2 separate regions of the Mus musculus genome follow, and region 1 is linked to region 2. A link is a loop called in an ENCODE intact Hi-C map of the cell type or tissue named here. Cell type or tissue: left cerebral cortex. All regions are shown on one strand. Each heading gives the region's core, and the rest is flanking DNA. Links, peaks and the distances in the headings are about the cores only. Region 1 overlaps Ppp2r2c (protein phosphatase 2, regulatory subunit B, gamma). Region 2 has its middle 8.1 kb from the start of Man2b2.

Region 1 (15,823 bases), core at 4,274-12,273, 52 kb before region 2:
AGAGTGTGGCTGATTAATGAGGGAAGTGTCCCCAGGGAAACCCAGGAAGAGGGTGCTCCAAAGGAGTAGTGTCTCTCACCTCACAAAAGGTCTCCATGGACAACCAGTTCTCACCCAGGCCACAACAAGGCTGGTGCCTCTGCTCTTCTGCACCAACCGCTGTACAGAACTGGGCAAGGCTGGTATGAAGCTACCAAACCTTCCAGCTCCCTGCAGGGCGAGTAGAGGAACTGCCAGGGCTCAGTATCACAGGGAGTCCAGGGAGCTGAGTCCTAGGCTCAGCTTTTCAGAGCAGATAACGTTCCAGATTGGGGGGGTGTGCTAATACAGTGTGCATGACCACCCACTGGATTCGTCAGCCCCAGGAGGTCTGGGATAGTGATCAAGCATTTAAACATACAGTTCACACTCCTGAGAGGAACAGAGACCACAAATCGCCTCCCATCAATTTTAGGTTGGTCTGTCGGCCAAACGAATTCATCAGAGGCCATGGCTGTCATAGCCTTTCTGTTTCCCTGCCTCCCTAGTGACGGAATGGAGATGTAGAAGGTCTGGGCACCTTGGACATTTCCCGGTGTGATGCTGACGAGTGCTCCAAGTGGCTCTCATACAGCATGGCTCTTTTCTTCTCTAGCCTCCCTACTCGAGGCAGCATGAGTGACAGAGGCCAGTGGGCTGTAGCCCACTCTCCATGACCTCAGACAAGGTGACCTGGACTGCTCAGCCTCACGCTACTTTGTGCTTTTGTTCGCTGACATAACCTGCTTTGTCTGTAATGCCTCCAAGGTTCTGGGGACCCAAAACAAAGGGCGTTCCACAGGTCAGGTTTCTCTCCTTATCCTCATGCCTGGCTCCCCTCACCCGACCCTGTCCTCATGCCTGCCAACTGCCTTCTGCCATCCCACATGACCCTGCAAGGCCAAACATGGCAAAGCAGCCTGGTCACGTGATTGGTAGATGGTGGGTGCACTCAGTACCACGTGAAGGTTGGGTTGGATCAGACCGTCCTCCTCTGCATGTCCGTGTCTCACAGCAGTCAGGAGAAATGTTCACCACAGAAGGCAACCCTCGCTCAGCTTCCTTCCCTGCAGCCCCTTCCATCCAGCAACCTTCCCTCCCCTCCAGATGAAACTCTTTAATTACCACCTCCTTTCCTTATTGGGAATTAAACAGGTTTTTATAAACTGGGCCAGATTTCTAAAGGACTCCTGTGCTTTTGTCCCTGTGTAGTGAAACATGGTGTAGGCTTCCAGGGCTCTCAGCCAATCTTAGTCAGTACCATGGCCCCCAGGTCGATAGCTTGCAGACTGCAGAAAGCCTGCACCTGATTAGAGAGAGGGAGACGGGGAGAGGATATGAATTATCTTTTGCCACTTCTATTTGTACCCTCATTTCCTTTAATTAGAGAGGGCTGCGTGTCAAGAAATGAGAAGGTGACTAATGTATGCACGGTATACAGGTGGGCCCTGGCTGGCTAGTGTTTAGGAGTAATTGAGGAGGTGAGGGCACAGAACAGAAGCTAGTGTGAGCTCAGGTGGGTCCCAACATGCAGCACAGATTCCATGTAGACAATGGATCTTCTCCTTCTAGGACCGCACGCAGCTCCAGGGATGTGGAAAGAGCCCAAGAAAATGCCACCTGTTGCTGTTTTGCCTTGCCCATTTCTAGAAAAGGCCAGAATACAAAAGCATGGCATCTCTCCCTTTGAGACGCAGGCAGAAGAGGCAGTTTTAAGGAATGGCAAATGCAGCCCAGAGAACGTGCTCCGCCTGACCCCGCTGGCGCTGCTCTGCTAAGATCAGCAGAAATGACTAATTACTCCACTCTGCAGCACATGAAGATAAAGAATTGTAGTTATCATCAACACAGGGTGTGTGCGCCCATAGAATTGGCCAGCTTTGCCGCTAGTAGTGGGCACTGACTCGTGGCACTACATTCAGATGGTGATGATTTTAGTTCCTAATGCTTTAAATAAGTCACAGATTAAAATAAATTAGAAGTCTAACCTCAGCATGGCTCAATAGCTCATATCCATCCCAGAAAGGCAAGGCGGAGGGACCATCCTCTGATGCTCTTCTGACCTAGGGGAAAGTGAACTGGGCTGGTGAGGGACTTTAGTCACCAGCTCAGGGACAGGCCCTGGGGCAGCTCTACTCCCCTATCTCAGAAGGCCCATGAGTCCTATTGCCCTCCTACCTCCGGGACACCTTGACTCACTCCTATGTCTGGAGAGATCTTCCTAACCTGAAAATGTGACATCATATTCTGGTTGGTATTATTTTTAAATTTCCAAAATAGAGCTTCTTGTATCCCAGTCTAGCCAAAGATGACCTTGAACTTCTTATCCTCCTGCCTCCACCTCCCAACTTCTGGGATTACAGGGTGCTCCATTATGCCCAGTTTATGCAGTGCGGAGGGTCTGGCTCAGGGCCTCCCACATGGGATACAAGCACTCTATCAGCTGAGTTAATTCTCCAGTCCCAAGAGGAGGTTGTGCCCTCAGGATGAAGTCCAAAGGGCGTGAGCGAGGCTCCTGGAGCTTCCTTTGCAAACTTCTGCACAGAAGCCACCATCTCATGTCCTTACGTTTCACCCATCCACCCACCACTCTTCACCACTGTTCCCATGTGCAAGAATACGAACCTCTGAAGCCCAGCTCAAGGCCAGTTTCCAGGAGACATACCGGTGTTCTCCTGCTCCTCTGCTTGCTTCCCAGGTCTTCCAAGTTTCCATGCTCCACTTTCCCACCATCGCCTTGTCCATTGAAACTGCCTTCCCCCAACAGCAGGCTCAATGAGGATGCCCTGGGCCTGCTATGGTTTAAATGTGTCTTTAAAGTTTGCCCAGGGGAAACTTATTCTCCTGAGCAACAGAGGTGGGAGGTGACTGGCCAAAGAGCTCAGCCCTCAGGAATGGACTAATGTCACTACGGGGCTGAGGTTCCAAGAATAAGCTTGCTGTTAAAGCTTGTCCTCTCTTGCTGAATCACACTCTAAGTGCTTTTGCCTTCAACTGGGAGATGGTACAACACATGACTCCTCTTCAGGCACTGGCTTTCAATCCCAGACTTCCCAGTCTCCCAAACTATGAGAAAATAAGCCCCTCTCCTTGTCATTTCCCAGCCTAAGGTACTGTTGAAACACTCATAATAGACTAAAAGACCTGTGTATTCCTGGGACTCATAAAACAAGATGCAGGACACGACAGGTGAGCAGATGTTCCATGAGCATCCCAGAAAGTTTTTACCCTGTCAGGGCATGGAAGGGAAAGAAAGTGAAAACTCATGTTCCTAATGGCCAATAATTTGTAGGATGGATGTGGGGGCTCAGCAGAGGCTCACTCAGGGAGACCGCAGCCCCCACCCCCAGCACAGTTCAGGATCTCTCAGTAATAGGGTAGACTGGATATAGCTAGTTCTGTAACCTTGTGGGGAGAACACCACCCAGGTGAGATGATCCTGGGGCTGTCCATGGTGCTGATGCCCAAGCTGGGCCTCACATTCCCTCCTTTCTGCCTCATTCTCCTAGACCTGTGCTCAACTGTCTTTATTCCTAGACCTGACCATATCTCTCCCAGCATCTGGGCTGAGCCCCCTGGAGCAGACTATGGACTAAAAGGGCTGTGGGAAAGTGGGGCCAGAGCCAGAAGACAGCCAAGCAGCGTAGCAGCAGCATATCGCAGGAAGGATGACCTGGGTTTAGCTCTGTGTGAGCATCTCAGAGCAACCCAGCCAGGAGCCTGGGACCTGGGCTGCATAACCACTGTTTCTGGCAGCCAACCAGAAGATATGAACTCCCAAGATTCCTGGTTGTCAAGTACACAAGCAGCATGAGCTCCCGCAGCCCAAGGTCAGCCCTACGGCATGACTGGTACAGGCTCTGGAGGAGAAAGCATTAATGGGACCCCAGGGGGATCTTCGCAGCGGCTGATGACATCAGCTGTAGCCATGACCCATTTCCTCCCTTTGAGTCCTTCCCTACACTGCAAACAGAGACTTTCCCACCTAACGCCCATCTCTTGCTTCTCAGCTCAAAGCCCTGGCAGACTCCACCCCTCCCACCCCCTGATTCCCACTGCAGGGATCTGAGGCCCTCTGCCTGCTCTGTATGTAGCCCACACCACTCCACTGTGATTGCAGCCTCGCCTTATCACATTTGCACATGTACCATATCTGCACGCTTATCATATCTGCATGCTCATCATATTTGCATGTTCATCATATTTATACACTCGTCATATCGCACACTTATATTTGCATGCTCATATTTGCATAGACATCATTTTTTCACACTTATATTTGAACACTTACTATTTTACCTTCACCTCTGCTCATGCTGTGACCCTCCCTGTTGTGCCATCTGGCTGATGGGTCCCCTGTCACCTTTTTCTCAGTATGCCCAGGACTCTGCCATCTCCATTCTGCACCTCAAGCCTCTTTCCTCTTTTCACTAAATACTGCCCCAATGAGTATCAAGGGGGATATAAATACATACATACACACACACACACACACACACACACACACACACACACACACAGATCGGTGGAAGGAGAGAGGCTGGTGACAGCTATGCCCATGCAAAGCTTATTCTGCTCACTTATATGCTTGGGCAGGAACTACCCAGTCTCCATCCATGACACGGCTACAAATCCTCCTGGTACTCCTGGCATCAGAATCAAATGTCTGGTGGTGGCAGCACTCTACCTACCAAAGCTCTCTTCCTGCCTGTGTACCTCTGTGTACCAGAGGCTACAAAGGATGTAGCTGACTACTGGACAGACTAGAACAAATCCAGTTTGAGCCAGAGTCTAGAAGAGAAGAGAGAACAGAACACAGGGCAGGGGAGGACAGGACAAAATAAGGATAGGAGAGGAAAGAAGAAGTGAGGGGAGAAGGCAGAGGGCCAGGGTACCAGCCGGCTGTGGTCACACGGTCCTCAAACCACCCAGCCACGCCTGCCACATTCTGATGTGACTCAGAGACTACCAGTAGCTTGGGGACCCTGCACTTCAAGGAGGCTAACAGACTGTGTCTCACATGCCACCTCCTGCACAGGTTTCCAGCACCTGGCCTATGCTCCCGCCATCTGCCCCTAGCAGAAGGTCTCCCCACCCCCAGGCTACAGACAGCCCTCCTCCTTAGGGCTGGGGGGCATCTTTTTGCCTACTCTAAACAGAGGACAGACTAGCTTCCCAACAGCCTATTTGGAAATGGTGGAATCCACAGGGAAGGGGATCTGTCCTCAGTCAACTGCTCCAGCCCAGGGGCCACCAGTCTATGAACCCCAGAAGACCATGGGCTCGGCAGCTCAGCTTAGTCCAAGGCCCTACTGTGTACACAAAGCAGGAGGAGATAGTGACGATGACGATGGAGGAGGGAGAGGACGATGACAATGACGATAACTCTGGTGACTACCAAGGCACCAGGAGAAGCTCACTGCTACGTGGCTTCCTGTGAATTAATCCTGTTACTTTCCCAGCAGGCCTAGCACGGAGGCACAATTCTGCTAACCACAGAGAAATAAAAGTGGGCCCAGAAACGTCAGGCGACTCCCTGTGGCCACATGGCTAGGCTGAGCCATGGAGCTTGGAGTGCGGGTTCCCTGCCTCCGGAGTCTGTGCTCTCTAGCTCCGTGTGGAGCCACTGCAGCTTCCAGGAGGCTGTGCTCTGCATGCTTTCTGAAGGAGCCACCCAAGAGAGGTGCCTGTGGTCTCTCCTCACGGCTGAGGAGATCCAGGGTCCAAGAGCTCACAACCTGCTCTATGCCACACAATGGACTTGACCCTTTTCCCCCACCCCCCAGTGTCCTAGAAAGCAGAGTTCCCCAGTTTCTAACTTCATGAAACCTCTCTTCCCTCTGTTCTCTTCCCCCCACTTTCCTTTCTCTCCTCACTCCCCTGAACCCCATCATCACAAGGCTCTCGCCTGCCTTCCCGACAACCTGCCTCTTCTCTGATGTTGCATCGACTTCTCCCTTCCCCCAACTTTATCAGGAGAGTTTTGTGCATTTTTTTTTAAAGAGCAAAGGGTACTTTAGGATACATACAGGGCTGTAGGGACCCAGACTGTCTGTCTGACCATAATAAAGCAGGGTACAGTCTAGACTTCCAGACAAGGCCCAAAGACACGGAGCCTGAGATCACAGCCCTCAGCTGGAACCACAGGAGCCCAGGTTCCAAGAAGCCCCGTGTTCCAGTGCCACCTCTGCCACCCCCAGGCTGTGTGACCGTCACCAGTCGTTGAGCCACTCTAGGCTTTCTGTTCCTGGTCTGTTTAAGTATGGGCTGTGATGAGGCTCTAGAAGATGCTGGGTGTTTTGGCAAATGTCTTCCCTCCCCACCCTGCCCCCAGGAGTCCTACCAGACCATCTGGTCTACGGGCTTCAAACAGATGGCTCTTGGTGCAGCTTCACCCAGCCCACGCCGCTGAGGCGGCAAGCATAGCAACTCATCCTGGTCACGCACTTAACTGCTTGTAGCCTTCTCCCAATGACAAGGCCTGGGACTCCAGGCTGGTCCAAAGACCCGATAAGAAAAGTGAGCAGGTCCCCAAGTCAGAGGCAGTCTCCACAGAAGACAGCAGGGTGTGTGGGAAGAGACCCTTCCTTCCACCTGTGTAGCCATGCCCTACCAAGTCTCACCCAGAGCATCTGAGCTTTTGACTCCCTTGGTTACAAAGACAGAAAGACTGACATTTAAGGAGATGACATAGCTTCCCCCAGTACTCTCAGGAGACCTACCCAGGCCCAGATGCTAGGCTTCTGAAGTTTGGGAGAATTATCACACACACAAACACACACACACACACACACACACACACACACACACACACACTTTCCTATACCCTGCTATGCCAAGGACAAGACTTCTGCATTTTGAAATCTGCAAAGATGACCTCTGCTCCTCACTTCTTTACAATGGAGGAAGCTGTATGCAAAGAAGGCAGAGCTATGCCCTCTCCCAGCACACACACATACACCCTGCAGGTCTATCTTGCCTATCTTCCACGGTGTGCATGGATTCTCCCTGGGTACCAGCTTAGATGGGAACTATGCCCTAAACAAAGAAGCAGTCCTAACAGGCTACTTCTGGGAACACCTTCACCTCCATTACTATTGGGATCCGGTGCATCCCAAACCCCTCTCTATGCCTCTCAAGGGGGACTCCTGACCATCTCTCTGCAATAGCTAGGAATGTTCCAGATAGTCGTGGGTAAGACAGGATCTGCTGGAGGCACTTGTATACATGTATTAGCAACCATGCACCCAATTCCTCCAACCAGAAACACGAGGGAGGCCACAAACTAAGGACACCATGTCAAACGGGTTTCAGTCCGCTACCTGCTAATCAAATCCTCAGAGTGGTCTAAAAAAAACCTCATTGCATCAGACAGAGTCATTGTGTCTCTCAGCCTTTCATCCATCAGGCCCCAGAACCAGAGGCAGAAGGATTTCTGGGCCCTGATCTATATGGCCTCAATCTATGTCTCATAGTTTTAGATGCCTATAGTGCCTCCTCTCTAAGGAGCCCGAGGGCCAGTGTCTCATGTACTTCTGGGCACTGGTTCAGTTCTGCTGGCTAAGTGCCACCAGACAGATCACTGACGCTCTCTGTGCTTTGTTTTTCTTGCCTGTAGAAGTCAGTAACAATGGTTATCTATCCTTAGAGCACACTGAAGTTTAAAACCAAGCACCCAGAGCACTGCCTGGTCCTCAGGAAACATCTAATACATATGAGTTAAAATCCTGAGACACCAGAAGTCAGAGGCTCTCCTCCAGCATTCTCACCACACCCTACCCACACTCCCCCTCACAGATTCCCGACACCAGATGTCACTGGCTTAGAAATGTTCCAGGCCCTCTTCCTCAGCTCCTACCCCAAGGTGGCCCAGCCGCTAGACCACAGTAGTGGGCAGTGAACCCTCAGAGACACTGGGCTGAAGCCAAGCTCTCAGCTTACATTCTAGCTCAGCCTTTTTCCAGGCATAAACTGGTACCTCTCTCAACCCTAAAGTCCCTTCAACTTTTGAAAGAACACCATTTGTCTCTCAGGTCCAGCAGAAGCAGCAGAGACACCCAGAGCTCAGAAGCCTACCGTTCATAAAGGAATAGAAGGGTCCCACTATATAGGCTCCACCTGTTGGGCACTCCCCTGTGTCTATCACTTCCTGAGTGGCTTCCCTGCCTCCTAGACTTTTTCACCTGTGCTGTCCACCCAGGATTGAGGAGACAGACAACAGTGTAGCCAGGCAGAGGAGGCGCCAACTGGAATAAGTGAGGCTCACATTGTTTCTGCAGAACTTTCCTGGGGCAAAGCTTTCCAGGAGCTAAAACTAACACTGCTGCTAGAAATGGTGAGAGAGATGAAGGGGTTCTGGGAATTATCTAGTCCATGGTGAGGAAGAGATCCCGAGAGGAACAAAGGCTCAAAATACAGAGCTCTAGGGGGCGGGAGAGATGGTTCAGCAGTTAAGAGCACTGACTGCTCTTCTGAAGGTCCTGAGTTCAAATCCCAGCACCCACATGGTGGCTCATGAGATCTCCTCTTCTGGAGTGTCTGAAGACAGCTACAGTGTACTTACATAAAATAAATAAATCTTTAAAAAAAATACAGAGTTCTAGGCAAAAGCCCCAGTTTAAGCGTGGCTGAAGAAAGAAGAGATTGGCAGGTGCAGCTCGACTTTGGGGGTGCCTGAGGAGCCAGGGAAGCCTAGGTGATACAGCACAATGTAGGGAGCACCCTCCCTCAGCCTCTGCAGACCCCACTGTCAAAGCAGGTCCTTTGCACACTCTGGTTGGACAAGCTGTCACTACAACCAATTCCCTATCTGTGGCTGAGAGGAGCCGCCCACTCCCCGTTTCCATGGGGATCCCCTTGAAATAACCCCGCAGCAGTGGCTGCTATTCTTCCCTGCCTGGGAAGAAGGCGAGGAGGTGCCAGGAGAAAGAGAAGGGAAGGAGGCAGAGCTCACCCGGGACACTGCGGAGACTGAGCCCCCGCCCCGACCCAATCATAGGTACTTGAGTCCCCACACAACTCAGCTCCCAAAGGCTTCCTAAGGGGGTGGCATAAGGCCGCAGAGAGGCCTAACCTTTATTTCTCCCCACCTTATAGATGAGGGGGACTGTTTCCTTAACAATTTAATGGAAAACAGGACATTGATCACCACACCAGGGATCCCCACCTTTCTCTGGGGAGAGGCCTCATGAGGGCCAGCAAGGCCTATTTGCAGAGCCTCCTTCCAAGAAGCAGTGCAACCTTGACCAATCTCTCAGAGACTTAGGTATCTAACATCAGGCCCAATAATTGAAGTGCTACATGCCTGCAGCTCAGAGTCACAGGCTCCTCACTGGTAGAAAGAGCAGAGATGCAACTTCCCAACTGTCCTGTAGTGCCGTGCAGAGAGCCCCTGACACTCAGACACACCCTGGAAGAGGGCCTGGCTTCTCCTTCTTCCATACCTTCACTCATTCCTTTCTTTCTTTTTCTTTTTTCCCCCATTTTAAATATATATATATATATTTTTTTTTTAATTTTTATATACATTTGGTGTTTGGCCTACATGTATGTCTGTGTGAGGATACCTGATCCTCTGGAACTAGAATTACAGACAGTTGTGAGCTACCATGTGTGTGCTGAGAATTGAGCCAGGGTTCTCTGGCAGAGCAGTCAATGCTCCTAACCACTGAGCTCTCTAGCCCCTCCCTTCTTTTTTTAAATAAACAATTCCTCAACTCTATAATCCATGGTAACTTGGAACTCATGCCAATCCTCCTGCCTCAGCCTCCCAAGTACTGGGACTGCAGACATGAGCCACCCTGCCTACCTGTCTGAAGGCTTTCCCAGGCCTGCCGGGTTACTGAGGAAGAAAACCATGGTTACCACAGAAACATTTGTTTTTCTGTATTACTTCTTTTTTTCAGAAACATTTTTTTACAACATTTTTTTTTTTACAGAAAGTATTTACTGAGATTTTTGTGCAAAGCCCCCCCCCCATCCATTTTCTGGGAATGTCCTCCACACACACACTAGGATTCAAAAGTCACTTACTGAACATTAAGATTAAGGGACTAAGAGGTCACATGACCTGGGGCCAGGCCACAGCCCAAGTGTTCTGACACTTGTTCACTAAACAGAGTGCCAAGGGCAAGCCACATGCACTGAGCTCAGGCTGGGCTCTCAGGAAGACTCTGGTGAGAAGCCACACACACCAGCCTCCCTTTCCCTTCGGCAGGAAAGGCTATGTGCAGAGAGAGTATGGGGTCTCTACAGTTCCCTCTAATCCAACCACTCCAACCCACTCAGGAGGCATGCAGTGACCCACCAAGGCCAGGAGCACCACAGGAAACACAGAGAAAGCAGAGAGCCTGCTGAAACCCACCAGTGGGTGAAACCCACCACAGGCTCCCAGAGGAGGCTGTGACTCACTAGGGCAAGAGAGGATGGAAGGAGCGCTGCCCACAGCCTTGAGACCAGGGACTTCTCTTCAAGGCTTCCCTCAACTCTCCACAAGCCAGACGTGCATTCCCAGGATCCCCTAATTCTCTTTTATTTCGTCGTCGCCTAATTCTCTTTTATTCCATCGTCGCCTGTCCTAGATAGCTTTGGGAACGGAGGCATCCAGAAGTAACAAAATTGGCACGGGGAGCTGCTGGATGCGGTAGGAATCCCATCTGTGGAGCAGTCAATCAGAGTGAGCCTCTTAGAGTCCTTCCACTACCGCCATGGGCTGTGCAGCCCTGAGCCATACCTGAACCCAAATGGAATCATCAGCTCTTATCTTGTGGGTGGGAGTTTGAGCATCCATAGTGGATGTCTATAGGATTAGGATCTGGCCAGCATCCAAAACCAATTCCTCGTGGACACACAAGACACTGGTTTCTGCCCCCCACCCCTTCCTCGGCATTTCCAGTTTTAACCCAAACACAGGATCTCACTCCACTTAGCATTAAGTGTCTACCTCATTCTTCATCTGAGTTGCAAAGACACAACGCTGTGGCTCAGCCTCACTGACAAAGCTAGCCGAGGGCTAGAAGGAAGCGCCAGATGATACACCCAGCAGGTCAGCGTAGGGGATTCCGGCCTTCCATGGCCAGCAGAACCACTAGATCTGCCAAGCAAATAATAGAGGGAGGAGACACCTCCCCCTCCGCAAAAGCCTGTGACCAGCATGACCCACACACAAGGAGGCCACCTAGAGCCTCGGAGGTAGGAGGCCAATCCATTTCTGAGCTAGGGACTCCCCTCCTCCTGTTTCTTTCCTTGGAAATGACAGTTCTGCACTTGGTGGCGGGCAGCATCTGGAGTCCAGGCCCTGCCAGCCTGTTACCATGATGCCAGGCTCCTCACCCAAATCCTATGTCCCTCCCTCATCTAAAAGGCATGGTGACTTTGGGACTCTCTTGGAGCTGGTCTCCCTGCTCTTTTTCTCTAACCTAACACCAGTCTCCTGCTTTACCACAGCAGACCTAGATCCTCTTTTAGGAAACCCTGACCTGACCTGACTGGGACTTCCCACCCCCTAGCCTGGGCAGCTTAGACTGTGGGAGCCTCTCACCACTGAGCCAGAGCTGACCACTCACCCAGCCAGTGTGCTTGGTAACTTTTCAGGACACAGACCTTGTCCATTATATCTGTGACCTCCTCCCTTCAAAGCCCCTGATGTGTAATGTGCTCTTACTACTCTGCATATCATCAGGACAAACCCATGCCCTATCCGTAATGGCTGAGCCTCAGACACTGCTCCTAAAAAGTCTTTCTGTTCACCCCTAGACAACCCCCATGCCAGATAATGCCACCTTTTTATAGGAACCAATTCCAAGGGACACGGTGCCATGGTATACTCATTCCCTTCTGTGGCTTGCACGTCTGTGTAATTCCTTCTGTTTCGGTGGGGGTGGCAGCAGGCAGGGTCTCCTTGGCCGCTCTGAGCAGCCTGGAGGAGGCTGGGGTGATAAATCTGGCCAAGTCAGGCTGAAGCAGAAGGTGCTGGCCTGCAGATAGGTTTTTATAGCCTCCTGCTTACAGAGACAACACATAATTAATCCCCAGTCTCCCAGGTTGGAGTGGCCAGGGAGGCGGGAGGACAAAGGAAAAGCATGGGGTGGACCAGCCCCCTCCCCTTCCTTCCTCTCCCCTCCCCTAGAGCTCTGAAGGGCTATACTGGATTGTTGGGACTCTATGGATGCTATCCTGATGTCACCAGTTCCTGTCTGAGTTTGCCACCTCCCCTGGGGAGGAGCTGAGATATGTGTATTAGGGCAGATGAGCTACTGACTGGAGTCCATGCTTTGGAGGGTGGCTGGCCACCTGAGAACACTGTTGCTCCGGACCCTCTGCACAGCTGCACTCCCCGCAGCTGCACCCCGGCTGGCTGCAGGGGGAGGCGGGTAACACAGAGGCTTTCTTGCCTAGACATGCTGCAGAGCATGGCTGGAGTAAGTGTGGCCCTCTGCCATAGTCCCACCACCCACCAAAATGACCAGTGTGGAGTGAAAATTCTCTTATCATCAGCACGTAATCTCTGTGTGATCTTGGAGGGACCCCAAAAGGACATTCTAGTCACTGATTTTAGACCCAAAGATGATATGGGGATGCTGGGAGTGGCCAAGACAGGTCACATGTGCGCTGGCCCGGAACACTGATTAGGGGAAACCCCAGAGTGGCCTGAGAGCCTCCCAGATGCACCGTCATGCATGATGCACAAACATCAGGGACAAGTGTGGGTAGCGGGACAAGCAGAGAGCCTGGCGTTAAGACCAGGAACTAGTCCCATGCAAGCCTGTCCCAGCTTCCCCTCTTGGCTTGGAGAGACCAGGGCAGGTCCACAGAGCAGGGAATGGCTCCTGCAGCTCCTTGGAAGGAACCTAGTGCACTATGCCAGCCCCGGGCCCACAAGGGTTGGAGCAGTGTCCAATAAAGCTGCCTCTAAGATGCTGACAGGCTTGCTGCTGGGAAGGTCAGCGTGTCCTTCCTGGCACCAACACAGCCAGGCAGAAAGGCCAGCCCGCTCACCTGTTCCCATTCTGCATTCTCCCACACAAGGCCACCCTAGCCTCGCAAGGCCAGGACAGTCTCACCTTGATCACTTTTGTCTGAGGACTACCAAACAGGCATGCAAGGGGTGGAGGGGGTACGGGGGGGGGGGGGGTTTGTGTATCTGAAACAGCCACAGGACTCAGGCTGCCTCCTGCCAAGTCTACCCTCCACTCACCTGCCTTGTTCTGCATTTTAAAGAGTAAGGGATGTTGTCAGTTTCCTTGAACAGGGATGGGGAGGGGAAGGTCTGCACTTCTTCTGCCTGGGCAGGAAGATGAATGTGTGCAGCAGGAACCTGTCCAAGGTCAGGCAGGGCTAAGCACCACCCAGGCCATCTGGGGGCAGACTGCAGGCACCAAGAGTCGTTAGCTCCATCTCTGAGCCCACCTGTTCTTGTTCTTGCACACAAGCTGGCCTCTACCCCATGCCTCAAGTATAGCGCCCTCCAACCAGGGCTAACCTGCATCTTGCTCCAGGTAAATGACAGGGAAGCACATGACTTCTGAGAAAGTCAGGGAAGGCCCTGTAGCCTTGACCTGGAAAAGCCAGCTACCGCCTTAGGAATCCAACCTCCCCTAAAGATACATGCAAGAGATGGGATCCTGGCCTTACGGACACCATCATTACTACCACCACCATTATAGAGAGGCACAGCAGGTACCCTTCAGAACAGCGGTTCTCAACCTGTGAGTTTCAACCCCCAGGAGTTGAAATATCAAATGTCCTGCATATCAGATATGTACATTATGAGTCATCACAGTAGCAAAATGATAGTTATGAAGTAGCAACAAAGTAAGTAGATGATTGAGGGTCACAATGTAAGGAATGTATTGAAGGGTCGCAGCATTAGGAAGACTGAGAACAAGTGCTTCAGAGAGAAGACTGGCTCAGCCTCACCTTGCTCAACCCCAGAACCGGGAAGAAAACTAAAGTGCTTGCTGCCTGCCTCACTAAATGGCGTCACACAGTCCTAAAACTGGCAGCTCTTGAAGGGAGACAGGTGTGTGCAGCAAAGCCTCCCTCAGGCCTCTGAGTGTCAGTCAAGCCACCCCATAGCTCCCACAGGGCTTACCAAGTTCTGCCCACACCATAGGCCTGGTTTTCTGCAACAGAGATTGTGAAACGGGACAGCTTTGCTCACGGTTACTCTTAACTAATTTGCTACAAAGACAAATTAGCTCCTCTGTGTATGGGCAAGTTAGTTACACCCTAATTCACCAAGGGCACAGCCCCAGCCCCACCTCAGAAGACAAAGTGAGCATGAACCACAGGGCCCACGTAGCAGAACTAAGAGTTGATCCTTTTTTGATCAAGCAGAGAAACCTTGAGAGGTGCGCAGCTAGGTTCTCTAGGTAACTCCTACAGTAGTTGTTAAAAAGGCCTACCCAGAAATATACCCAGAACAAGATCTTGTGGCCAGTGAAGTTTAGCTTGGCAGGCAACATGATGTTCAATTTTATTCAAGCCCTCATAAAGAACACCCAACACTTTTAAAAAGACTCGAAATTCCTAGAGTGGCAACATCAAGATAGCCTGGGATGCAGGCCAACAGACCTTCCCATGATGCTCAGCATAGCCCACAATGCTCAGCAGCAATTAATCTAAGACAGCAAAAGCTGGATAAGAGGGCTTCAAAGGCAGGGGAGAGGCTGTCTCCATCAGTGACAGTTAAATCTGGTCAAACTGATAGGATTCCAAATCACCAGGGAAGCATTCTTGCATGTGGCTGTGTATTCCACAGAGGTCTAGCAGACTGGGGGGGGGGGGGGGGGACACAACTCCGCCCTGAATGTGGGTGGTCCCATCCCACACTAAAGCGAGAGGAGAAATTGAGCTGAGTTCCAGCATTCTTCTCTCTCCACTTCCAGACCTTACACACCACTTGACCAGCCGCCTCTCTACAACCTCTAACTGTAAGCCCAAATAAACCCTTGCTTAAGTTGCTTTTCTCAGATACTTAGTCACAGCCAAAAGTAACAACTACACCACCCTCCTCTGCAGCATCCAACTTCCCAGCCCCGGGCCTCCTGTTTGACAAGAATCAGGCCAGGCAGTTCAGCCTTTCTTCTCCCCCACATCCAGGGTTCCCACTGACTAGCACAGATCGGCATTCCACATCCTTTCCACCACCAGCTCTGACCACCTCACTGTGACTTTCTGGCCTCTTGCAAGAAGCATCCATCCCAGCCCTCTAGGATCCACCATGCCTGCCTAGAACCTCCAAGACCAACTAGCAATGGCTCCACAACACTGAATATACCAGGTGATCCTGACCACTGAGTCTCACTAACTGTGCTGCCACTCTCCTGCCTGCAAATCCGCCACCACCACCTCCCTTCTGCCCTGCCACACAACTGCTTCAAGGCCATCTCAAAGCCTGGGTACCTCTGAATACTCCTCCGTTCCAGGCTTTGTTCCACTGTACCCCATCATTCTAGATCAGGACCATCTGCTTCATCTCTTTGTCTCCACGGGCCCTGTGGGGCAGCACTGCATAATATTCCTTCCTTTTGTACCCCACCCCCCACAAACCTACCACAGGCAACATTAACGTGTAAGTACTGAATGCATAATTATCTCTACTTGATGAAATAGTATATAGCCAATAAAACTGTTTACTATAAGTACATAATAATAGGGGAATGTTTCCAGTGTGTTTAAATATTTTAAAAGAAACAAAACTGTTATAATCTGAAGGGGGCTTAAAAGGAAATACATGAAATGCCTAACAATGTTTCTAGTGGTGGTGGAATCAGGGATATTATGTATCCCCCCCCCCCCCATC
Region 2 (15,823 bases), core at 3,084-11,083:
AGGGACCTGATGGAGACACTGCCCTTCGGACTGAGTGTTCCAAGGTCTCACACTCCTGAGTGATGTCTAGCTGTGGTCTCTGGATTTGTTCCAAATCTGCTGCAGGAGGAAGCTTCTCTGATGATGGCTGAGCAAGGCACTGATCTATGAGTATAGCAGAATGTCTTTAGGAGTCATTTTATAGTTAATTCCTTTGTTAAAAGACCAGTAATATTTTGTCTTACCCTAGGTCCCTGGGCTATCTAGCCTCTGGCTCTTGGTCAACTTTCTTAATTGGGGTTCACTCTTCTCAGATGACTTTAGCTTGTGTCAAGTTGACATAAAAATACCCAGCCTCCTTGCAGAAGCCCATCCCCTCTAACCTCAGGCCCCTCCCCCATCCTCTCTATTGTCCTTCCCTTGGTCTTCATGATTCTAATGTGACCAGCCCACTCACAGCTGAAGGCCTCCACACACACCTCGCTTCTGCGTGGAAAGCTCCTCCCTATTTGCTGTGAGCTAACTTTGTCCCAGCTGGGTTTCCTGAGGCATTAGGTGGCACCTTCCCAGACTCCTACAGCTCTCCCCCAGTCCATCTAGCAGACTCATGCATGTGCTAACCTGCTCTGGATCCACGAACAGACATGCTCAAAGTAACGCTTCACTCAGCTCCTAGGCACTGCTGCTCCTTTGTGTAGCCTAAAAATTGTCCCTTAAAGTCAGCACCACACCCAGATACCTGAAGGCTCCCCATCACTGTAATCCCCACCTCAAGCATGAGCCACCACCAGCCTTCTTCTCCTTCACAGTACTTCAAACCACGACACACAGGAAGCTGCCTCCTCCCCCACAGGATGTGAGCTTCTGAGGTGAAAACTTGAGGATCCCCTCACTGCATCTCCAGACTGGGATTCAGAAGCTGGGATGACAGGGTGTTTTGTGGAGAGTCTTCAACAGGACAGAGGGGAGACAGGAAGACAGTCATCTAGACCTGTGCACTTCATCTATCCAGGGCTGTGGACTTAAACAGCATCATTTGGAAGGGATTCTGCCCCCATAGGACCCCACCTGGCCCCCCTCCCCCTAGAAGGAACACCCACCATCTTCCTAGAGGCTACAGTCTCCCAAACACGTGACCAGGAAGAAGGGGAGTGTGTGCTGGCTAGACTTATGTCCACTTGACATAAGTTCCAGTCAATTTGGAAGAAGGAACCCCAATTGAGCTATTTCCTCCATCAGATCAGCCCATGTGCAGGCCCGGGATGCCTTCCTTTTCTTGACTGATGATTGATGTGGGAGGCCCAGCTCACCTCTGTGATGAGTAGCGCCACCGCTGGGCTGGTGGTCCTGGATGCTACAAGAAAGCAGGCAGAGCAAGCTGATAAACAGTACCCATCCATGGCCTCTGCATCAGTTCCTGCCTCCAGGTTCCTGCTCTTTTTGAATCCTGCTCTGACTTCCTTTAATGGTGGACTATGATATGGAGCTGTGAGCACACGAAGCCCTTTCTCCCCTCAAGTTGGGCATGGTTGTGGTGTCTCATCACAGCTGTAGAAACTCCAGCTAAGACGAGGTGTGTTTCAGCCTCTGAAAAGGTGTGCTGGAAGCAAGCCTCTGCGCCCGCCCACCAATGACAAATAGCCTAAGGGCCTGCACAGCACACATTCTCAGGACACCCCAGGGTGAAAGTTTCAGAATCCCAGACACAGGATAAATTGCTCTAATTTAGGAAATCATCTCTAATTCTGCGGGGCCCTGGGGGAGCTGGGTTTAATGGTGACAAAAGCTGATGCTGGCAAAATGGCCACATTAACCACAGTCAACCACAGGCACGCACGCACATCCCTGCGTGTTGGGGGCAGACGTCAATAGAGAAGACGGCAGTGCTCTTCCCTGCTGCTCCCAGATGAGCAGGACTTGTCTATGCAACTCTGGAGGAGGAATAGTCGTTGCGAAGGAGGCTTTTTAAAGCTGGGATAGTGAGCTATAAATTATTCAGCGGTCCAGATGCTATTTTCTGACAAACGCTCAGACTCTGCGCCTCTTTTTGCACAGGGCCCAGAATGCTGGGCTTGGGCCTCTGTGCCTTGTCTGCCCAGGGGCTGCCATAAAATGTAATTGGCTGGTCCTGGGAACAGAGAAAGTAATTACCATGGGGCCTGGGAGCTTCTCTGAAAGTGACACAGTGGATGGGCAAGAGGTACACAAGCACATGAGCCCCATCTGTATCAGGAACACCAGCGTGGCCAAGTCTCATCTCTTCCTCTACCAAGGCTTACAAAGACCCCACCCCTGCCAAGAGTGATCCAGCCCTGTCCTCGGGTTTGGCTTAGGAATCAAGAGCTCCTACCCCTGAGCACTTAGGGCACATGTGTGCTCCTGCCATTAACCCTGTGACACTCGGTCATGTGTCCCTTCCCAGATATTGCTGGCACTGGCCTACATACTACAGATCCACAGTGGAGACGAAATGCTGTGATCATCCCCGGGAGGAAAGCTGGCCTACTCTAGAGTGGGAGAGTCAAGGCCCTGGTGGTATGGGACACTGAAGAGTCATGCGCTGGTCAGTGCTTTGGCCTCTTGATGCACCTGAGCCTTGGGAGATGTTGGGCTCTAGAGTGGAAGACACGCGGGATCCAGACCTCATCAAGCCATGACTGGTGGCTGTAAAGATGAGTGTTTGAGGCTCCAGAACTCAGCACAGGGACTGGCACAAAGTGGACCAGCAATCTCCTGATGAACAGAGAAATTCAGAATCAAGAATGCTAAGAGGGTGGGCCTAGGAAACGGGCACAGTGAATTTATTCAAGGGCTGCTACTGAAGACACAGATGCTCAAGGGTAAACCAAGCAGTGTCCTCCCTGGGGAGTCGAGGCACCTCATGGCTGGGGACTGTCTCATTGTTTTATATTGTACAGCTATGGCTGAGAAGAGACTCCATGACCAAGGCACCTTATAAATGAAAGTATTTCGTGGCTTGCCTACAGTGTCAGAGGGTGAGTCCATGACCGTCACGGCAGTAGGCAGGCACAGCACTGGAGCAGCAACTGAGAGCGAGCTTACACCTGATCCAAGCAGGAGGCACAGACAGACAGACAGACAGAGACTCAGTCTGGTGTGGGCTTTTGAAACCTCACCCAAAATGACATACTTCCTCCAACAAGGCCACGCCTCCTAATCCTTCCAAAACATTTCTGCCAACTGAAATATATATGCTCCTTTGAAGGCCATTCTCATTCAAACCACCATACTAGCTATGAAGAATAACGGGTGGCTAGGAGTCTGTGGTTTTACCTGTGAAGAGCCATTGTTAAGACTTAGAAAAGGTTATGTGGGCTCTAAACTGAGGCACAGAAGAACCTGTCCTACTTTCGTCTCTGTCCCTATGATAAAAACACCATGCCCATCACCACCACCCTCCAAAAATAAAGTTAGGGAAGGAAGGGTTTATTTAGCTCACAGTTTCAAGTTGCAGTTCCTTGTTGGGCAGGAACTTGTCAAGGCAGGAACGTCAGCTAGGCACCTCACACCCACAGTCCAGAGCAGAGAGAAATGAATACTCTCTTGCTTGTTTTTGAACAGCTAGTTTCCTCCTCTCTTACATAGTCTAGATCACCAAGTTAAGGGAATGGTGCCACCCCCAGTGGGCTGGGTCTTCCCATAACTGTTAACAATCAAGACAATCCATCACAGACATGCCCACCAGCCAACCAGATCTAGACAATTCATTGAGAGTCTCTTTCCTGGTGATTCTAGGCTATGGCAACTTGAACAATTAAAAACCAGCTATCACAGGCCTGAAGCCTGGAAGGGGGGAAGGGGAGGGAGTGAACAGAGGGCCATCTCTTGAGAGATGAGTCTGTATCTGCAAGTAGGCTGGCTACTGGCCTCAACAGAGAAGCTGAGTAGAGCAGCTAGATCCAGGCGGCTAGACCCAGATAGGCACTTTCTTTGTTGTGTTTTATAAAAGAGAAGGAATATGTTTGATGGATGTGCAGTCAGGTGTGGGGTGAGGGGGTGCCTCTGTGGGCCCACGCTGAGGTATACCTTCCCCCTGAGGGACCAGCCACAGTATGATATAGTATAGAATAGAGTTTATTCAGGGCATGGGGAGGGGAGTTGAGAGGGTAGTAAAGACAGAGAAAGGCAGAGAGAAAGAGAGAGTAGAAGAGTAGAGGCTGGCCATGAGCACGTGAAGAGGGGGGGAATAGGGAGAGAGGGAAAGGGACTAGAGGATGGAGTGAGAGCAAGAGAGAGAGAGCAGGGGACAAGCAGCTCCTTTTATACTGAGTCAGGCATACCTGGCTGTTGCCTGTGGGGCAGAGCTTAGACAGAACGCTAACACCCTTCCTGAAGGCTGAAAAGGATATGTCTTTCATGCATGAACATAAAGAGAGGTCAGACCTGAGGGTGGACCAGACAGAACCCACTTCTCAGGGAATCCTGCCATACCAGGGTTCCCAGCTGCATTCTGTCTGTGATGCAGCTTCAGACAAGAGGAATACAGAGTACCCCTTGGGAGCCCTGGAGTGGATGTTAGGGCAGGTAGGAAGGCCAGGAGGGCATTCCAACCCCTTTCTTCCTACTTTGACTTGGGGTCATGTCCCATATAGGAAGCCCCCTCCCTGAAGGTACCACCCACTAGCCTCTGGAATGAATTGCCTTGGTTAAAAAAAAAACAACTAAGGAAAATATTTCACAAATCCCTGGTGACAGTAAATTAAATCAACACTGGTTCTGAGACATGCTAAAAATATTCAAATACAGATGGGGTGTGGAAAACAGGCCTCTCAGACCAGGCAGCTTAGAAATATAAAAGCAGCCACATGAACAAGCCCTGGGTTTACTTTATGTAAGGAAAACCCTCCTTTTCCTGCTTTTCACATTTCTTTTCTGTCTTTTCAGGAAATGCAAAGCCTGTTATAACGGAATTATTCTTGTCCTATCTATCTAAGTAGCAGGTGGAAAATATCCTGCAATTAATCTTCTCGATTCTCTGAACCTATGATGGTAAGAGGTTTAATTTCATCTGCTGAATGAACCAAGTGGAAGGTTTGGTATTTTATCTAATTAAAGCAGTATTTATTGCAGGCTGGAGAGAGAACTCAGCAGTTAAGAGCACTTGCTGTTTTTTTGCCAAAGACTGGAGTTCAGTTCCCAGCACCCACAGCAGGCAACTCACAACCACTTGCATGGAATACCAGTTCCAAGCACAGTGGCGCTTTCTTCTGGCCTATTCAGGAACTAACTGCATGTTGGGGTCCAGGAACCACCTCATAAACCTAAACCCTCACCAATCTCAGTCAGACAAGGCCAGTTTGTTGGGCATACGCCCCAAGACTGACCTACCAGAGCCACAGTCCAGATTCAAGAACTGAACCGTGACCCCGAGTTAAGATCATACAGAGCTTTTCAAGCCTAAGATCTATAAACATCTGTGCCAAGTTTTTCCACCAATCAGGATTTAGGAGTAGGGGGATTTCCTTAGGAACGTGTCTTTGTTGTACACTTATCCTGCTCCCAATGGTTGGGGTATTCAACTGTGGCAGGGGACACGCCTTGTCTAATATCCATGTTTTAACTTGACAACCAGGATGTCAGTTACTCACATACATGCCTCTTTCTGCCAAGTAGGATGTCAGTTCCCAAGGAGGTCTTGGGAACTTAAACTTTACTCAACCATTACTCAAAATGGAAGTCTTATTTTAAATAGTTTCTTATATCTCGTATGTTTATAAGCTCCCAGGGGCAACTTATAAAAGCAAATATGCTAAAAGCTTATACACAGATGCAGGAAGTGCTGCTGGGTGGTTGGTTCAGGTTCAAGCTTACTGTGGGATTGCTATCTTGATCAGTTTCCAAGGGCACAAAGCATAACAGAATATGTAATCAACTTGGCATTAGGAAGTTTCCTAGTAACTGCAGAAACATGTGAGAAAGTGTCCTTATAATGGCAGGCTAGCCAGGTAACATTTTACCTAGGCCTTAATATTCTATCAAGGCCTTAACACTGCATACCTGTGGTATATACTCATATGACACACAGACACATAAATAAGAGATTAAAATCAATCTTTACTAAAGAAAAACAGACACATTTACCAGCCATCATGGTGGGCCAGGCCTACAATCTCAACTGTTTCAAGAGGCAGGAGGATCGAAAGTTCAAGGCTTGACTAGACAACTTAGTGAGACCTTGTCTCAAAAAGTAGCATAAAGGCTGGAAATACCTGACCACGTCTACAAAGATCTTAAGCCTAAAGTATGACTCACTTGTGGGTGTTAGGAGTGAGGCGGTGCAGCACCATTTGGGGGTGACACTGTTTAACCACAGCAGGGTGACATGCAGGTTGCATTGCTCAGGGACACCTCTAGAAGGAAGTGACAAAGTGTTATGGGTAGCATTCAGTCAGGCTGGAGGGGGCCTGCACTGTTGATCTGCAAAGACCCTGCACTCGGGGGCGGAGTGGATGTGACCTTAACTGAACAACTTGGCATGGCTCGGGGCGTGACGTGGCTCCTCTGGTAGGTTTTCTCAGGCATAACCTGAGATCCACAGCAGAACTCATCCCTGATTGCTGGCTATGAGTAAAGTCAGTGCTGCTAGGGAAGTCACAGGGGTGCCTCTAAGGTGTGAGAAACAAAGTGGATTGTGCCAAGAAACCTGGCTGGGGCCACTCTAAGCTAACACGTATTAACCTGCTGCCTGTTATGGAGGAGTGGGTACTTGTGACTATGTCTTTATATTGGAAAACAGTGAACGGGTTGAACTACGTCTCTCACATCTGCAGGGTGGAGCCTGTTTTGCTCTGGGCCTTTCCGGCATGTGAGAGCAATCCTCAGCACACTCTGGTCTGCATCTGCAGCACAGCTGTCTAGCGCTGTGGTCGAGCGGCCCTTCTCTGTGACTCTTTATCTAAGGTCTCTGGCCCTGGCTTACTTTCACGACCTCATCTTTACTAATCACACCTTCAGTGACTCACTTCAAAACAAGTTCAAAGCCCTGAGGCCTGGGGATTCAGGACTATGACAATGCACCTTTAGAGGACACAATCTGTAGTATATCAGTACTGGGGACATTGCTCTGGCAGGTAACCCTTTAACTCCCTAGTGTGTTGCCAGTTACCTCCTGGTCCCAGCACCCCCCCCCCACACACACACACCATCCAGAGCTCTGTCCTCAAGAACCCAGGACCTGGGAGTGTCTCTTGACTCTGTGGTCTGTGAAGAGGATAATTACAAGGATGTCTTGTCAGAAAGCAGAGCACATCACAAATCCCTATTGAGTCTCTTCTAGCCCTCAGCATCCCTTCCAAGTGGAGACAGATACCCCACTTGTAGATGAGCTGACTGCATCTCAGAGTCAGGCTTCTATCCCTGCCAGGGATGGGACCCAGCCCAGTTTGGCTCCCAGCCCAGCCTACCATCCATCTGTCTGTCTCTTCAGGTGTGAGTAACACCCCAGACCTCAGCTCTAAGAAATCGCACTGCCAGGCGCATGCTGTCTGTCCTAGTTTTCTTTCTGTTGCTATGACAAGACACTGTGGAGGAAGAAAAAAGCCCAGCTTGGATAGGAGAGGGCTTGTTTGACTTACAGGTCATAGTTCATCACCAAAGGATGCCAGGGCAGAAATTCATGGCAGGAGTTTGAACCAACACCATGGAGGAATGCTGTTCACTGGCTCTCTGCCTCTGTATTGGCCAGATATTTATCCTATACAGCATAATACCATCTACCTAAAGATGGATCCCCTGACTCGGGCTAGACTCTCCCCACATCAATTAGCAAGAAAATCTCCCACCAACCAAAATGATAGAAGCAATATCTCACTTGAGACTCTCCCCACATGGGCCTTCAGGGCCAACTTGCACCATGGCAAACATGGCAATCAAAGAATATAGATGGTAAAGCATCAGGCACATTGCCTTCTGTAGTGGTCCCCCGTCTCTAGAGAGGTTGTTGACAAGTCATTTAAGAAAGCTCTATCAAGGCATTTGGCAGACCTGCCCAGAGTCTTGTTATTAAAGAAAACTGACTCTCCCTCTCCCAGAAACAATCAAATAAACGCCAATGACTCCTCAGCCAGTGGTGGGATTTCATGCTCACCTTCCTAGCAATACTCCACACTGGGACTTCCATCTGGCTTGAGCTTGCTCAACATTAGATGCATAGGGAGGGGAAGGCAGAGAGGGTGGCTATGGGAGGAGTTGGGGGAGGCAAACATGGTTAAAATTAATTGTATAAATTCTCAAAGAATTACTAAAAGTATGGTTTAAAAAATCACTGCCCAGAGCTAATGAAATGGCTCGGTGGGTAAAGTGCTTGTCACTAAGCCCGATGGCCTGAGTTTGATTCCTGGCACTCACATGGTGGAAGGAGAGAACAGACTGCAGCAAGTTGTCTTCTGACCTCCACCTGCATATTGGGGTGTGTGCATGAACACACACAGACACACACACGCAGACACACACACACACACAAAACTATGTAAATACAATTAAGAAAAATAACAGTAGAGCCTTATTACAATGAACTCCAATGTCCAAAAACTGTTCTTATTTTGTGTTTGTACCATAGTAAGAGCCAAGATTTTAAGCTCTACTAAAAACAAAACAAACAAAAAGACTTTATCTATTTATGTTCATTAAAAACCTAATAGTGATATATTATCTCAAAATATCATACAGTTAATATATTTTGAGTTATTTAAAATTTATATTGAGAAAAATGTATGTATTTTCAGTATTGCTGTAGACAAGCATCTACATAAGACAGTTCAATTGATTGTTTTATATCAAACAACTTTTATAATGCTCATTTTTATTGTTGTAATATTTTATAAATTTTAAAGAATATGATAAAAACAAAAGGTATGGCAGGTATTTAAAGGGGATCTCTGGGAGGAGTTGGGGAACAAAAGGGAAAGAAGAATGTGATGTAAGTCTATTTACTCAATATATGTTTTTAAATGTTAACAAATTCAGATAAATTGAAATCATGTATCTTTTTTCACCATAATGCAATAAAATTTAAATTAAAACAATTACTGCACAGTAGCTGGAGAGATGGTTCAGTTGTTAAGAGCACTGGCTGTTCTCATAGAGGAGCTGGGTTCCATTCCCAGCACCCGCAAGGTAACTCACAATTATCTGCAATTCCAGTTCCAGGGGACCTGACACCCTCACACAGACACATCAGCAGGCAAAAAGCCAGTATAAAGTAAAAATTAACCCATTTTTAAAAAGAAAAATCACTGTCCCAAACCTTCACAAAGTCAGGCAGGATTCTTTAACCTGGGCCTATCTTTTTATGAGAGCAGAGAGCAAGCATTCGTAAGAGAGGCTGTGGGGAGGACGGGGGCCCTGAATCTCTTCCCAGGTGAATGCTCACTCGATGATTCCAGACCAGGCTCTGCACCTCATGCTCCTGGTTTCTCTGGTGGAAACTGAACTTTCTATTGTGGGCCAGCCAGGGCTGCTGCAACAGTTAACTCAATCTTGAGAGCCCAAGTTTCTTCTACTGCAGCAGAACACAACGATTCCTGGCGTGTTTCCATCTGGAGATCACCATATCCAATAAGGTAAAGAAGTCAAATCCAAGTGACTGGACACACAGCCACTGCTGACCACTGCAGAACACAATAGTTAGAGGTTGTCTCAGAAGACTAAAGGGGTAGAGACTGGAGTCTCAGCAGCACAGATTCAGCTGGTGGCTAAAAAATTAGGTCCCTGTGGAAGATGATAGCTGCTGTTGCTGACTTAGCATCAGGTAAGTTCACAGGCCACAGTAGTCAGAGCTGTGCAGCCCCACCTTTGCAAATCCTGCTAGGCCTATCCATGCAGAAGCAGAGATCAAGAGAGTGGTCCTACTTCACTTACAGTCAGTGGGAGGTCAGAGGTGACAGGATTAGCAGGCATCACCTCTCCTGATGTCACACACATGAGAGAATATCCCTGAAAGACTCTTAACACAAAGGACATGCTCAGTACACACCAGCCATGGTCACAGGACCATAAATGACTGAACAGAGTGATTACCCCATGCTACACCCCCTCAGTGAGGGTCACAAGAATGGCTTAAAAGTGGTTATCTTGGAGCTGGAGAGATGGCTCAGAGGTTAAGAGCACAAGCTGATCTTCTGGAAGACCAGTTGCCCAGCATCCGAATGCACATACTTGCATACAGACCCACACACATAATGAAAAACAAAAAAGTAAGGGGGCCCACCTTACAGATTATAAAATCAAGACTCAGAGTAATACTGTAACTAGTCTAGAGCTACAGAGCTGGTGAATGCAGGTTCCAGCCAAAACTCCCAAGGTGCCTGTCACTAAGCATTTCAGTGTCCCTTCATACCTCTGTAGTTCAAAAGTCGGAGATGCTTGATAATGTAAGATTGTATATCTATTGTGCTTAAGCATGTGTTTTCAAAGGGAGAGAAAAGGATGAAGGCCTCAAGTGCTGATGGATTTCTAAGGCTCTCCACGAGTGGCCAAGATTTCAGCACCAAGAACAGCGACTGTCTAGGTCGCAGCGCCCTCTGGTGGCATGCAGAGAACAGGCTGTTACATGGACTGTTCAAAATTGAAGAACAAGCTAAAAGTAGAAAAGGGAAAGAGAGGGATGGTGGAGAAAGAGAAACAGACAATGGTGCTAGGAACAAGCATAAAGACGTCTAAAGGCACCCAAATGCTCAAGTTCATCAGAGATCTTTGTGGAGAGGCTCTTGTGCAAACCAAACTTGCGTTTACAAATTGGACAAAGCCTTATCCCCGTTGTCCCCACCAGAGGACCAATGAGGACCTCCTCATTGGTTCTCTATGATGGCCAGCTTTAATTGTTGACTCAGCACAACTTATAATCATCTGGAAAGAGTCCCAGGGAGGAATCATCTGCATGGAATCACTCTGCAGAGATTGTCTTAATTAAATTAATTGAGATGGAAGACCCACTATGGGTGGCACCATTCCCTAGGCAAGGGGTCTTGAGATGTATAAGAGTAGAAAAATGGAGCAGAGCACAAGCAAGCAAGCCAGCCAGCAAGCATGCATGAATGCATGCATTCACTCTCCACCCTTAACTGTGAGCCCCTGTTGCTTGGCTAAACCCATTTTCTTTAAGTGGCTTTGTGTCTAATATCTTTATCACAGCAACAGAAGCAAAACTATGAAATCCTTCAAGTACATGGATCACTATGGTGACCCTGAAATGCTTTCTTTGCCTGTCCCATCTCCCTCCTCCCTATTTCTCCTCAGGTCCCTAAGAGTCAGCAAGCCTCTCTAAAACTGTGGCTCTTTGTACATAGCTACAACACTGCTGCCCCTCTAATAAGCAAAAATAGCTCCTTGCTCTCTCCACCTCTAGTGGATGAGCCAGCAAATTATGGGTGTTCACAAGGAACAGTTTGGGAAACTTACCTCATCTATATAAAGTATTCTTGCCATAAGACCAAGGCTGGGCCTCAATGTAATAAAACTCCTAGCAGACTCAGTATTACAAAATGCAGAGAAGACTAATGGGCATGCTCATGACACCACAGGAAGGATCTGTCCAGAAGGCAGGGGTCTCTGTGTCTGCAGTAGGGGTTCACTCCATGTACCAAAGGTTTGTCTTTCTAACCAGTGGTGGAGAAACATCTCACATCCACAGAAAGAAATACAAAATCACTTGCATCTCTCTCATCTCACAAAGAAAGTTGTACAAAGGAGATCATAAGCGTAAATGTAAACTCTCTGGAAGGGTGCCAAGTAGAATCATAGTAGAAACTAGTGGGATGGCAGGTGTGGTCACATGAATTCTAAGGGGACAACAGGAGGCCCTGTGTGCCCTCCAGCTAACTGGGACTAGAATGTGTGGCCTTCAGCCTTGAGGCTGCTGTGCATTCTCACCAAGGATGTGCCACATAGCAGGACCTGGACCAGAGGTGTTTGACCCACCCCGACAGCTGTAACTTGCACATCTCACAAGATAAGATCCTAGGCAGATGCTGGGAGAAACACACTATGGTAGCACTGCAAACCTGCGTGCTTTGAAAAGGTGACAAAGTAGGCTCCCGTCGTGCAAAAACTCCTTACCTGATAGTTCTGGGTGTCAGAAATCAGAAATTAGTGGACTTGTTAATCCCAAAGAGGAGAGGAAAAAGACCACCAACCCAAGTCATCACGGCCAAATTAATTCAAGCAAGCAACTAACTAAAGCAAGCTTTTTAAAAAATTAGATATTTTCTTTATTTACATTTCAAATGCTATCCCGAAAATTACCTATACCCTCCCCCCACCCTGCTCCCCTACCCACTCACTCCTACTTCTTGGCCCTGGCAGTTCCCCTGTACTGGGGCATATAAAGTTTGCAAGACTAAGGGGCCTCTCTTCCCAATGATGACCGACTAGGCCATCCTCTGCTCCATATAAAGCAAGCTTTTTTATTTGTGTACATGGGCTGCCTCACCCTAAGGTGAGGTTGAGAGGTCAGCACTGGATGTGAGGAAGACGGGGCTTTTATAGCTCAGGAGTAGGAGGTTTCTAAATACAGGATTTGGTGGGCACAATAGGTGGGGTTGTGAGAGCAGAACACATGCATTGCCAGCCAATTCCTTCTGAGACAAAGACATGGTTGCAAGGTGGACGTAGCATGGTAGTCATGCTCATATCAAGGTAGTCATAGGTGGTCACATAACATTTTGAAACAAAGGTTTGCAAGATGATTATAAATAACTTTTTGAAATGAAGGCATGATTAGCATTCCTGTAACAGGCAGTACAGAATCATTTGTAGTTAAGGTTACAGGTAGGGCATAGCCCAATCCTAAAGAAACGGTGGTTTATTCATAAACAGGAAGGAGCCTAGTTTGTCTTTACTATAAGATGGCTTTTAAGCCTAAGATGGAGGCAGGCTGGCTCTTTGCAGTCCCAGATCCCAGAGTGGTATGTGTAGGTCATTCCCATTGGGGTCTTGTGCAGCTGGGTCTCCCCACCTTCCAGACCCTCAAGGCTGTCACTCACCATGGCCTTGGCTCCTTCTCAGCCTCCTGAAGCCAGCAATGACCTGTTTAACTTTGGAGACTCTTCCTTCCTCTCTTACTCATACCAGGTACGTCACTGTTGCTGGAATAAAGTGACATGACAAAAAGCAACTTGAAAAAGAAAGTGTTTGATTGGCTCATGGTTCCAGAGAGGAGAGTGTCCATCATAGCTGGGGAGGTTTGGCAACAGGAGCATGACGATGGCCTGGCATCAAACAGAGCGGCCGCATTTCATCCACACTCATGAAGCACACATACACTCACACACTCACACACACATAAACACACACTCACAGACACACACAAACACACATTCAGAGAGGGGGAAGAGAGAGAGAGAGAGAGAGAGAAAGAGAGAGAGAGAGAGAGAGAGAGAGAGAGAGAGAGAATAGGAAGCGGGTCAGGTTATAAACCTCACAGTCCTCCCTGGATAATGTACTTCCCCCGGCAAGGCTGGCTTCCCCTCCTGAAGGTTCCGTAACCTTCCCAAACAGCACCAATGGCAATGGGTACCACATATTCCAATACATGAGCTGTTTGGTGCCGTTTCTCTTTGAAACTGCAGCAGACACTCATCAGCATCCCATGAGACTGGATTTTGTTGTCCTTCCTTGAAATGGGGGCTCCTGGAAGTGAAAACTATTAGGAAAAGTTTCACCTCAGGATCCCAAGACCATGTTCTCAGAACCAAGGAGATGTGTTTGCCTCAGAGAGACAGAGGGCACAGAATAGAAAAACACAAGAGATAGAGGAGGGGGGAGGAGGGGAAGGGAACAAGGGAAAGGGGGCCAGGTATTTGTCCCAGAGGACAAAGGACTGCCTCTGGATAGAGAGGAGACAGATGTGACACATAGGAAAATGGCCATTTATAGAGGTACAAGGGGAAACCCTGTGTTAGGATGAAGTGTTTAATTTTAATTGTGCATGTTAATTAGGTGAGCCAAAGGGGGCTTTTGATTGCTGGACTTCAATACTTAGATAGCTAGACCTTGGTAGTCAGCCTCTGGAGGAGGAAGTGGCCAAATAAGGGAATAGACCTTGAGGGCTAGCTTTAGGAGTGTAATCTAATGGTTTCTAGCAAGACAGAGGGAATGGGGAGAACGACAAGGACTACCAGAGTCATGCTCACCACCATGCTCAAGACCAGGTCTTGAGTCCCTTCAAGATTTATCCCCTGATGTCACATGAGTAGCAGAGAAAAGAGACAATCTCAGGTCCAGCAGTTAATTCCTCGGGTACCTAGGCCTCCATATTTGTTGAGCTATCCCTGAAGTCAGAATTCACCACCTGCTTCAGTTCGGGGATATTCTCACCTCCAGAGCAGACGTCAGTGCTCTGGGGAAGCAGTGAAGCATGTTGGTGCTCCCAGAGATGAGTAACGAGGAACTGAGCTCAGATCCCAGCAACCATGTAAAAGCTGGGTACCGTGTTGAGAATCTGTAGCCCCAACACAGGAGGCAGAGACAGGAGGCCCCTGGAGCGACTGTCTGGTCAACTTAGCCAATCAGAGAACTCCAGGTCCAGTGAGACATGGTATTTCAAAACACAAGGTACAGCGTGATATAGGAAGATACTCAGCATCAACCTCTGACTTCCACACACATGCACACAGCATGTACATACACCACACAAAAAATAAAACACGGTACAACATTCTAGCTTACGACAATCCAAACATACACTAATGTGATGCTCATATGTTGAGAAATTATGGAAGGAAAATATTAAATATTTGTTTTTGAGAGTAAACCATTGTTTCTGTAACAGCATAGATGTTGTCTATTTGCTGAAAAACAACGCAATTCACAGCATATCTGAACCAAAATGTTCTGGGTGGTGTTTGCTGCATAGAGTGTCAGCCTTCACAGTGCAAAGCGCTAGTGCCATGTGTTCAGATCCAAGGTGGCAGTGACATCATCTGAAGTACCATGAGTGAGCACCGCCAGAAATACCTCCGATTCTTTAGGTTTGAGTGTGTTACTAGACATTCGAAAACTTTACCGTTGCCAAAATTTTTGCAGCCCCACATATGTGGTCACAACACACATAATTTAAGAAGCTATGATTGGGCTGGAGAGATGGCATAGCAGTTGACAGCGCTGGTTGCTCTTCTAGTGGACCCAGGTCCCATCCATAGAACCCTTGTGGTGGTCCACATCCCATTGGCTAACATTTGTCATGCAAAGGAGGCTGGGAAATGTAGTCCACCTGAGTCCTAAAGCGGTGGCCGCACAAGTTGGTAAATGGCTGCCCACTTCTTCATGGAAAGGTCTGACCTCTTGTGGAATCTAGAGGTCTCAGGTCCGTGGACAGGATAGAGAGGGATCTGAGCTTGCTCAAAGAACAGCTTGGGTTTTGGTCGCATTTGCTGAAGGGCAAGTGACAAAACAGGCTAGTCAGAGTCACACCTCTGGCCCCACCACAGCCCAGAAAACCCCAAACTATAGACCACCTGCTGGCCACGGAGGAGCTACAGAGGTGATTCAGGGAACTGCTCTCTTACCAATTGTAAAGTCACCAGTTTTAATTGGCTGAGAGATGGGGACTTCATTCATTTAGATCCCATGTCCCTAGCAACTCATGCCTCCTCTATTATCACATCCCATTTTATGGGGATCAAAGAGATTAAACATCTGCCCCAGCTCACCATCCAAGACCCCAGATTTGATTCTGAACCTACCAACCCTGACCCTTTCGTCGCTGTGTCTGTAAAAAGCCAGTTTCGCTTCCTTAAAATGAACTAAAAAATTTCAAGTCAAGCCACCCTGAGGCTAGAGGTCTGCGTCGGAGAGCGTGTTATCCTGGAAGGTTTCCCTCTGTGTA

What was found. Peaks named below come from ENCODE experiments on the same cell type or tissue, not always from the same donor. Only the 100,000 strongest peaks of a DNase experiment are listed, where the experiment ranks them.
Region 1: a loop joins it to region 2, with 4 times the contacts of the local background. A loop is called at or near these places in 3 of 42 quality-filtered maps.

Annotation. Positions count from the first base shown.
Region 1 is chr5:36,884,024-36,899,846 of GRCm38, reverse strand. All of the region lies in intron 1 of Ppp2r2c (protein phosphatase 2, regulatory subunit B, gamma), which reads right to left. Among named protein-coding and RNA genes, the nearest start is that of Ppp2r2cos, 15 kb to the right of the region's middle. In left cerebral cortex, for the core only: no CTCF peak of the experiment used is centred there; DNase peaks (open chromatin) are centred at 8,870, 10,704, 11,268, 11,864 and 6 more places; H3K4me3 peaks cover 242 bases; H3K27ac peaks cover 7,654 bases.
Region 2 is chr5:36,830,818-36,846,640 of GRCm38, reverse strand. No RefSeq gene overlaps it. Among named protein-coding and RNA genes, the nearest start is that of Man2b2, 8.1 kb to the right of the region's middle. In left cerebral cortex, for the core only: a CTCF peak has its summit at 10,523 (motif pointing left); DNase peaks (open chromatin) are centred at 3,491, 4,753, 7,406 and 10,500; H3K27ac peaks cover 2,026 bases.